2 separate regions of the Homo sapiens genome follow, and region 1 is linked to region 2. A link is a contact called in ENCODE Hi-C data. All regions are on one chromosome and are shown on one strand. Each heading gives the region's core, a stretch centred on a gene start or an enhancer-like site at or near the end of the contact. The rest is flanking DNA. Distances are from core to core; before and after follow the strand shown. Region 1 holds the start of MIDEAS-AS1 (MIDEAS antisense RNA 1). Region 2 overlaps TTC9 (tetratricopeptide repeat domain 9).

Region 1 (5,013 bases), core at 697-3,196, 3.1 Mb after region 2:
TGGAGAAGGAGGAGTCACTCCTCTGCCCCTCCCAGACCCAGACCACCAGCACAGACAAAAGTGCTACCACTTGCACGTTTCCTCTTTGCCCAGCACAATAAAGGAATTAGGACCTACCACCTACTAAGTTTCTGCAGCTGACACTTCCAGGCTTAAAGTCTAGCACGCCAGCTCAGTCACACATGGTCTGACGAGTCCTCTTTGCAACTCAGCCCCAACCCAGCCACCCGTGCAATTTTGCTAATTCAAACAGCTTTCCCGTTTAGAGAGGTTGATAGCCATCTCCCATCTCCTTTTCCTACTGACGTCATCCCACATTTTCTCCGGAGACAAATAAGGGTAGAGTTCCTGGGATAGTTTTCAGGCTGCCTAAGATAGGAGTGCAGTGGCCTCCCGAGTCCACCCCACATCTCAGGCTTTGGACAAGTCGTCAAAAGTGAGAGGGAGGTAATGAAATAAATCACCTAGCTAGGGTTAAAGGGCAAAAAGAATTTGGAGACTGCAGCTCAGACCCAGATCTATCCTGGGCATTTGCAGTGCAAAGCTGCGTTTTCTTCGCCACTACCGAGGTCTTGCACAATAGCCTGTGTATAAACATCCACGCCAACAATGCCTGACTGTGCAATCACGCTGTAATTACAGGCCGGCAGGAAGCTGCTGCTAGGAACTGCACCATTCAACCTCTAGGACACCCCATCTCGAGTCTCCACGGCTCGGACGCACTTTCCTGCACACACCAACGTGTCCCCGCCGCCGCCGCTACAGTTGCAGTCTCGCCACTGGCCCGGGCCGCCAGCCCCTAGTTACTCTGCAGGAATGTCCCAAACTTCTCAGCTGTTCTTTAAAAAACCCTGCGCCACGAGGCTACCGAGGGCGACGGGAACCACCGTCAAAGTTCCTGCAGCACATTCCTGCAGCCCTTGCAGTTTTAGGAAACAGAAAAGAACGAGATGCCACAGAGTCCGCTGGAAGCGGGTTTCTGAGTTTTATATAGAAAACACTCACATATGTACGTGGGTGTGCTGACAGTTTTTATGGCTAAATTGCAAAGTGTTAGGCCTTAGCGATCACTGTCAGGTTTGGGACATGGTTGGGAAGGGTAAAGGGGGAGTCAGGAGCGATTCATTTCAAGGGGGCTTGGGGACAATTCCGGTTTGGTTTTCTGAAAATGCGTAGGGTTGTTTTCCCAAACTTCCGAGCTACTCTGCTCTTCGTCCCAGGAAGGCCAAGCAAATAAAAGTCCGGGGAAAGTTCCTTTAACTTCCTTCCTGCGCCCTCGACAAGGGCTGCGAAGAGGAAGAGGTCATTTCCCAGGGAAGCACCGGGCAGGGGCCGAGAGCTGCGCCCAGCCTGCAGGGATGGAGGCGCTGGGCGGAGGGCTGGCTGCAGACGTAGGCCCCGGAAAGCCCCTTCCCCCCACCCTACCTCAGGCCAACGGCGCCTGGAGCTGGCCCCGCTGCAGCCCTTGCTGTTTGAAGTCCCGCGGCAAAGCGGCGACAACACCGGCGCAGCCCGGCGCCCCGACCCCGGCCGCCGAGCTCCCTCCCTGCAGCACCCCGGCACCCCAGCGCCCGGCCCAACCCGGCCCGCCACATCCGCGCCCGCGCGGCCCAGCCCGAGCCCCGGAACGATTCCGAGCCCCACGCCGGCGCCCGGTGGCGGGAGGGGGCGCCGAGCCCGCGGCTTACCTGCGTGCTGGATCCCCGGGCTGCTCGGAGGGGTGCGGGGCGCAGGCGAGTGCGGCCCGCAGACTCTAACTTTGTTGCTCTCGGGACGGCGCAGTCGTCACTTCCTCGCGGAGCGGGCGGTGCGGCCCGGGCTGTGCGGCCCGGGCTGTGACCCAGCGGCTCGCGCGGTGGCGCGCAGGGCCCTGCAGCCAGCCGCCCCGCCCGCGCCCCCGGCTCCGCGCGCCCCTGGCCCCAGGCGCCGTCTCCCCACTCTGCGCGCCCTCGGCTGCGGGGTAGCGGGCAGCCCTGCGCTGCCGGCCGCCTAGCCTGCACCCCCCGCCCTGGGAGGGAAGCCTCGCTCCAGCCGCGTCGTTTCCGCGCCGAAGTGCGATCCGGGGCCCCGCGCTGGAGTCCCCTGCTCTCAGGCTGGTCTGGAAGGTGGTGGTGGGGTTCAGGGTCCCCGGAAAGCTGGGGTTCCAGGGTAAACACCAGTACACAAACAAAGCGGTGGGGGAGGGGAAAGAAAAAGTTTTTCCGTTTGGTGTTGGGGCTAAAAGGGTCATGTCAGAAAGCAGTGTGCTCTATGTGTTCTTAATGCCTAAAGTGGGCCTTAAAACAAGGGTCCCTGTCCCCACGTTCTCTCTAAAAGTCTGCATGATGTCCCTCGTCATTTCTACGGGTTATAAGTGAGCAAGACGTTTACCACGTATCACACTTCTGGGGGCTATTTCAACGCCCAAGCTGGGGCTGCAGAATGGTTTCTGTTCTAATCCTCCCCCGCGATTTCCACCTCTTTACACTCAACTCACAGAAAATAGAGTCTGATGCATTCTGTGTTTCATCACCGGTCAAAAGTGACTTTGAGGGTAGGGTGGAGGCCTGAGAAGGGCAGCTTCAGGCAATAGTAATCCTGAAATTTATCATTGCTCAAAATAAATGTGCTCACCTTATTAAAAAGTACAACGGAAAGCCACCTTTAAGATAAGTAGCAACCAAGTCGTTAAACAGCAGTCTTCAAGGAAGAACTCCTGATCTCATAAGGCTGGAGAAAAAACGGGGTTAGCCTTTGCTGGTGAAAAAAAAAAAAAAAGACATTCGAAACTGCAGTGAAGGGCTTTCATAACAGAAACATTAGCTTCATTGTAGCTTGTCGTGGAAAACAGGGACCTTTTAATAGGTGGTTCAAAAGCATCAGTTAGGGCTCAACAATTTTCCTTTTTTCCCCAAATACTGCTTCTCCTAGCACATTGGCCAGATAAAACCTCCCCCCTTTCAATGCTTCATCTTTTTATGAAAACACAGGAAACCATAAACTTGAGTGAAGGCTTTGTTCAGAAAGGTGGATGTAAGACTGATGGAAAATGACATTTGGGAAATGATCCCCAGGTCTGTGTTAATCTCTCATGGAAAGCCACAGACTCACCCAAAGATAGGCGTATGAAGATCGAAGCTCTCCTAGCAACATGAAATCCTCCACGTTGCAGCTGCTACGCCCTAGTTCTGATTTTTACTAAGACATTAATGGCACATTATAAATACAAAATGTGCAATGCAAGAAAAATAATACTGCTTTGAGAAATAACTGCATCATTAGACTCAATAATTAAAGTTCCCTGAAATTCTTCTTACATCACGCTATTGTGGGGAGATGGTGAAGGGATTGCCCATTTCAATTTTGGAATAAATAGAAGTAATTCCTTAGTGCATTCTGCTTAAGGCAACCAATGAGAGAATATGTTAGCCAGGCTTCTAAAGGCAATCATGTGATACTCCATATTTGCTAAAACAAGAGCTGAATATTTTTTTTGTTCCATATGCAATTCCAAATTTTCAGTCACAATTTCATGAATATTCAGTATTTCTGCATGCCCAGGAGTAATTAGCAGACAGTGTAAATGTGTGAAGGCCTGACACTTACACATACATTGCTTTTTTCTCTATGTAAGGTGGCAGTTGCTGGAGTACCAGGGCACCAAGTGGAGGATGTGGTAGACAGCCTCTAAGATGCGCCCCCTGCCAATGATCTCTGCCTCCAGGTATTCATACCCTTGTATAATCCTCCCTCCTTAAGTGTAAGCTGAATCCATTGACTGAGTTCTGACAAATAGAATATGGCCAGTGATGTGATCTTACTTCTGAGACTAGGTTATAAAAAAAAAAAATGCGGCTTCCATACTGGGTCCTCTCTATGCCTTTCACTCTCTGGGAACACTCACTGTGGGGGAAGCCAACTGCCACGTCCTAAGGCAGCCTGGTAGAAAGGGAGCTAGGCCTGCCAACCACCGTTTGAGGGAGCTTGGAAAGGGATGCCTCTCCTTCCCCCCATGTTAATCAAGACTTCAGATAAGACCTTCAACCCCAGCCAACAGCTGAAGGGCCTCCCTCGGGCCCTTCAGGCAGAGGCACCCAGCTAAGCTGCCTGGATTCCTGACCCACAGAAACTATAAGATAATAAATGTTGTCTTAAGCTGCTGTGTTTTGAGGAATTCATTACATGGCCACAAATAACAGAGACCAGTAGAGAATCATTGGGGACCCAGTGACAACCCTGCACAGCCTTCCTGATAGAACATGGAAAGGAAAGCAGGGGCCAGAGCCAGATCTAAGCATAACACAAACCCCAAGAACAGAAGGCCGAGCTCTCAGTCCTTTTGCAGAGCGAGGGTCATTCTTGAATTTAAACTAGGTCGGGGGTGTGGACTCCTGCTTGGTCCCAGGCAGCCCTGGTATTGGGTGTCACCTACCTGACAGCACATACAGATGTCTTTGTGTCACCAGAATTGACATCTGTCCAGGCATCCTCTTCCTCCTCCTCCAGGCATTTACCCTGATCCCTGAGGGCTTGGCCCAAACAGTGGCTGTGGAGTCAGGGCTTTGTCCTAGAAGGAGAGTTGGCAAGAAGGGCCTTCAACCCTGGCAGCCAGAAGGGGTAGGCGATTTTGGTTGGGGTGGAGGGTCAAAAAACTAGGAAGAAAGGCTTGTGGTCCTGCTGTTGAAGAGCAAGTCGTGGACTATCTCTGATAAGGATTACCTCCACACTGCTGCCAGGGCGAGGGAGAACATTCTGTCCACGTGATGGTGTCTTTCTCTCAGCATCATTTCCTCTCTGGCTGGAACAAATTATTTACTTTTAAAATATAAAACAAAGTTTCAGGAAGCAGGAGAGATGTCATACTCCATCCCTGACCAGGGCAGGAATCTACTTGTGATTGCCCCCACGGCTCCCTCCCTTCAGTCAATCCAGTACAAGCCAGCAATTGTAGAGGCCGTTTCTGTTTTCCCTCCAGAGACACTAGGCTCTGATTTTTCTCATGTGCAGTGGCCGCAGCTGCTGTGTTGCCATGCC
Region 2 (5,141 bases), core at 1,304-3,803:
ATGTGAGTAATAATAATGTACCACATAGGATTGTTATGGTGATTAAATTAATGATACATGCACACATGCCTAGCACAGTGCCTGGCTCATAACAGATGCTTAACAGATGCTAGTTAATATTTGAATCTAACTCCTACTCCAGTATGCATGAAGACAGAGGAAAATATAGGGAAAGAGAGAGGGAAAGAATGCAGCAAAGAAGGCTATGGGGAAACACGGGAAGCAAGTGAGCAAAAAGGTGAGGACAAAACAGGGGCCAGGGGAAAGAGTGCCATCTCCCTAAGTGTCTGCAAGACAGGAGAGGTGAGAAGGTATAAGCCAACAGCCTTTGGTGTGGACATTGTCTACCACCATGCCTGGTGTATTCCTGGTCAAGGGAGGCTGAGTGAACATATAACTCATCAGTTAGTTGAAAGACCACAGAGTTCCACCATGACCAAGAGCCCATGGGTCAGGGGTCTATGCCCCTTCCAGCTTCTCAGGATTTGGGTCAGTCTAAGAAACACTTAGAAACTGTGGGTTCTAGGCACACATCATCTCCAGCCTGAGATTCTCCAAATGAATAAGGCTCAGTTAGACAGTGCCTGTTCCCTGCCACTTTTCACACTTTGCCCCAGGATTCCCCCTGACCCTGTCTTTGAAATGAAAAGCAGGGAAAGAACTTCAGGCACTCTCACAAGTCAGACCAGTTGAGAATCTGACAGCGGAAAATAAGGATTTGCCTGCTGGGAAGAGAAGATACATGCTGTGATCATTTGAGTCCCCAGGGGAGCTTAACAAGAAAGAAGGCTTTCTGGTGGGAAGAGAAACAGAGGATGGCAGAGGCTCATAGAAGGAGACATCCGACAGAGAAGCCATGGGGCTGGCAGCCTCGGGACTGCCCCACCCACCCTCTTGTGCATCAGGCAGATGCCAGCTTACTGAGCTTCCTTATTGGGGTAGGATGAAGAAAGTCCTTGGCTTAATCAGGCATCTTGGGAGTGAGAGCACTAGCAGGTGTGTCCCTTGGATCCGCTCACAGCTGCTCCTCCACCAAAACACCCAGGGTCCCTCATGACCCTAAGCATCCCCAGAACAGTGCCCCATGAAGAGGCAGTGCTTTCTGCCTAGGAAACCCTTCTGAATCCCTTTTCACACCTCTCCTCCCAAGTTCCTCTTCCCCTCATCCCCCAGCTCTCTCTGAAGGGATGATAATGGTTAGTGGTGACTTTTTAAAAATAGTTTCTGCCCGGGAGTGGTGGCTTATGCCTGTAATCCCAGCAGTTTGGGAGGCCAAAGTGGGTGAACCACCTGAGGTCAGGAGTTTGAGACCAGCCTGGCCAACATGGTGAAACCCTGTCTCTACTAAAAATACAAAAATTAGCCGGGCGTGGCGGTATATGCTTGTAGTCCCAGCTACTCAGGAGGCTGAGGCAGAAGAGTTGCTTGAACCTGGGGGCGGAGGTTGCAGTGAGCCGAGATTGCACTACTGCACTCCAGCCTGGGCAACAGTAAGGCTCTGTCTCAAAAAAAAAAAAAAAAAAAAAAAAAAAAAAAAAAATTCTAATTACAAAAGTAAAGCATCATAGTTGCAGAAGTTATTGATACTAAAAGAAAAACCTCAGACAAATTAAATTTAGCAGAGTTTAATTGAGCAAAGAATGACTCGTGAATCGGGCAGCCTCCCAAGCCCGAATAGGCTCAGAGAGACTTCAGTGCAGCCACATGGTGGAAGAAGATTTACGAAACAGAAAAAGGAAAGCCACCGTACAAAAAAATGGAAGCGAGGTACAGAAACAGCTGATACTTAACAGCTCTGCATTTGCCTTATTTGAACTCAGTTTGAACACTTGGTTGCCTTTGATTGGCTAAAACTCAGTTGATTGGCATAAGAGTAGGTTGCAGACTGTTTACACATCCAGCTAGTTTTCAGTTTACTATGGTTCCTTATGTACAAAGAAACCTTTAGGCCAAACTTAGACTATGTAAGGAGGCAGCTTTAGGCTAAATTTAATTTAGCATTGAAAATATAAGAAATTACAAAGAAGCAGCCCAGGCTCAGTGGCTCCCGCCTGTAATCCCAGCACTTTGGGAGGCCGAGGTGGGTGGATCACCTGAGGTTGGGTGTTTGAGAACAGCCTGGCCAACATGGGGAAACCCTGTCTCTACTAAAAATACAAAAATTAGCCAGGCGCAGTGGCGTGCACCTGTAGTCCTAGCTACTCGGGAGGCTGAGGCAGGAGACTCGCCTGAACCTGGGAGGCGGAGGTTGCAGTGAGCCGAGATCGCGCCACTGCTCTCCAAGCGTCGCTTGGGCGACAGAGCGAGACTCCATCTCAAGAAACAAAAAAAAAAAAACAAAGAAGAAGGTAAAACTCTGTCATTTACCACCCCAAGATGACAACAGTTAACCGTTTTGGTTTATTTCCTTGCCGTTTTTCTTCCGTGTGGGTGTATGATCATTTATATGTAAAACAAACATCAGCCAACCCCCTTCAGGTCTACCTTTCCCAGTGTATTTAGGAAACAAGGGGTTGTTCTCACGTGGGCTGGGGCCACTGCAGGGACCTCCTGTCTTTTCTCCCCTCCCCTCCCACAGGATGCTGCTCACTCTGTTTGCATGACAACCAAGGGGCCACTCGACTTCCTGTTGCTGCTACTTCCTTTTCACATTCCACAGCACCACTACACCCAGATGTATAATTTCACTAGACTTTACTGAAGGTTATGAGATGCAGAAGGAGTTTACATCTCAAAAATTGAATAGTAGAAATTCTTCCTCCTAAAACTCATTTGGCCATCAGACCACCAGGAATTTCAAATGGACCACTCACATTTTTTGGCAGGTTCCAGCTCCCCGCCATGCTGCTTGGACTCTTTCTCCCCGCCAGCTCCTCTCAGCTTCTTAGGTTTCCCCACTCTCAGATTCCCTTCATTTCATATACAAAGCAGTCTGGGCATCTTTTCATCTACGTGTGTGCCTGCTACTGACCTCTAAGCTTCACCTTCCCCACCTGAAGCAGTTGATGAAGCCAGTCTCCTCCAAAAAGATAATTTATTCCTTTAAACTCTGCTATAGATATTACAAATTCTTCACCCATACAGAAGGAGCAGAACTTTTAAAAGAAAAAATAATTCTTCACCCTGATACACACACACACACACACACACACACACACACACACATTTATTTTTCACAACATTCAGGTTTATACTGTACAAACTTTAGCAACCTTCATGTTTTTCCACCAGTGTTTTCATTGAAAATATTTTTCACCGTTCCACAGCATGATTGTAATGGCTGTGTAATGTTCCATTGCACCAATGTCCCATTATTTATTTAACTAATCTACTGATGGATACTTAGGTTATTTCCAGCATTCTGTGATTACAGCACAATGCTGCCAAAGACGTGCTCTTTCCGCTATACATGTGCCTGTTAATTATCCTATCCCCAAACACATCTGAGGACATGAGGGAAAGATGGTGGGAGAGGCAATAGGAACAGGGAACATGTCTCTGGGGCAGGAGAGGGGATTGAAATGGGAGACGTTCTTTAATGTCCAAAAAGAGAACAGGATAGAACTCTGGCTTCTAAGGTCTTCCCATTCTGGCTTAGAGTTTCTGCCAATGAACGTGACGTGTGTACTTGGCCAGAGCTGAGAAGGAAAAGATAATATGGGGCGATGGGTTTCTTCTGAATATTTCTGGGAATACACTCATCTTCACATTCCAAATGGCCAATCTGGCCACTCCAAAGTCCCGCTTCCAGACTGAGGAAGGGGTGTTAATGAAGATTCCAGCAAACAACAGCTCTGTCCTACCAACTTTTCACTACTGCCTTCTCCCTCTCTGTCTACTACACCAAAGTCAAGGGTGAGAGTAAGGGGCCATAGGTGGGATAACTTCTAAGTGTTCTGCCATAGCACCCAGATTGGTGCCAAAGGGCTGAGCTGACCTTAAGCTTTGGCATTACAACTCCCTTGGGCAGATTCCTATATGCTTTAAAGGACTGTCAATGTAAGCTTTCAGCTTACAGGATTTTATACTGACTTTCCATGCAGTTCTTTTACCTGCCACTTTGACAGCTATTTTTGCCAACAGAGGGTAATTAAAAAGAATATAAACTCCTTGAAGATATCAATATCTCTTGAATGCTTTCCATATTCCTTATGAAGCCCTGGGCACAGGCCACGATGAGTGAATCCTTATTGACTAAGTTTACTAAGAGTGCCTACCCGAAATTGTGTAGTGATGATGCGTGGGAAGCAGCAGCTCTGGTAGTGATCCCAAAGGTGGGGCATCCATGTGAAGAATCAGAGGGATTCAAGGGAGCAGCTTGGTTATGATGAAAAGGAGAGATCTCCAAAGACAGTGTTGCTAAAACAAAGAAAACAAAAGACACACTTGACAGTGTTTGTTTGAATCTAGTGCAAGCACATACTAGAATGGAAAAGTGGAAGGTCAGAAATTAATGTGAATGGAATCAAAGGAGATTTAGCCCCCTAGATAAAGCCAAACAGCTCCTGGCAGTAGAAATAGCAGCAGCAGTAGTGGGAGACTCTCTGGGCAGCAGGCAGGAGAAATAGGTATTGGAGTGAACAAAGAAACGGCTACTTGTGGGCCAGACACGGTGGCTCACACCTGTAATCCCAGTGCTTTGGGAGGCCGAGGCGGGCAGATCACCTGAGGTCAGGAGTTCAAGACCAGCCTGGGTAACATGGTGAAACCCCATCTCTACTAAAAATACAAAAATTAGCCAGACCTGGTGGCAGGCACCTGTAATCCCAGCTACTTGGGAGGCTGAGGCAGGAGAATTGCTTGAACCCAGGAGGCAGAGGTTGCAGTGAGCTGAGATAGTGCCACTGCACTCCAGCTTGGGCGACAGAGCGAGACTCCATCTCAAACAAACAAACAAACAAACAAAGAAACAGCCACTTGGAGGGTGCTAACTCTCTGAGCCAGAGTTCTCAGTCCTCAGACTTGATAAAGACCTTCAGAGATCAGCCAGTCCGGGTTTCCACCATTACCACCAGCTCTGTTGGATTGGAACCAATATGGGATTTGGGGTTAAGTAAACACTAGCTCTTTCCCCATAAGAGCTAAGTGGGCTCAGCGGGTCACTTAACTTCCCCAAGCCTCAGCTCCTGGAAGCAGAGCTA

What was found. A loop is a pair of places that touch in the nucleus more often than their neighbours do. Pooled maps may share reads with other maps.
Region 1: a pooled map shows a loop between it and region 2 (3-fold over the local background). The contact joins the promoter of MIDEAS-AS1 here to the enhancer-like site in region 2. A Hi-C loop is called at or near these places in 2 of 37 single-sample maps with no recorded cell type and 4 of 50 pooled maps.

Annotation. Positions count from the first base shown.
Region 1 is chr14:73,785,414-73,790,426 of GRCh38, forward strand. It overlaps MIDEAS-AS1 (MIDEAS antisense RNA 1), which reads left to right and starts at 1,947. Exons shown (of 3, transcript NR_109995.1): 1 at 1,947-2,096; 2 at 3,614-3,703. It also overlaps a transcript of MIDEAS not described here. RefSeq lists silencers at 1,392-1,981, 2,032-2,081, 2,162-2,221 and an enhancer at 2,572-2,621.
Region 2 is chr14:70,653,083-70,658,223 of GRCh38, forward strand. The region is part of intron 1 of TTC9 (tetratricopeptide repeat domain 9); the gene reads left to right. Among named protein-coding and RNA genes, the nearest start is that of TTC9, 14 kb to the left of the region's middle. RefSeq lists enhancers at 439-1,025, 1,599-1,658 and a silencer at 1,399-1,538. Within about 2 kb of position 2,554, at least 8 of the 41 ENCODE cell types and tissues checked have a DNase peak (open chromatin) inside an H3K27ac peak, as active enhancers do.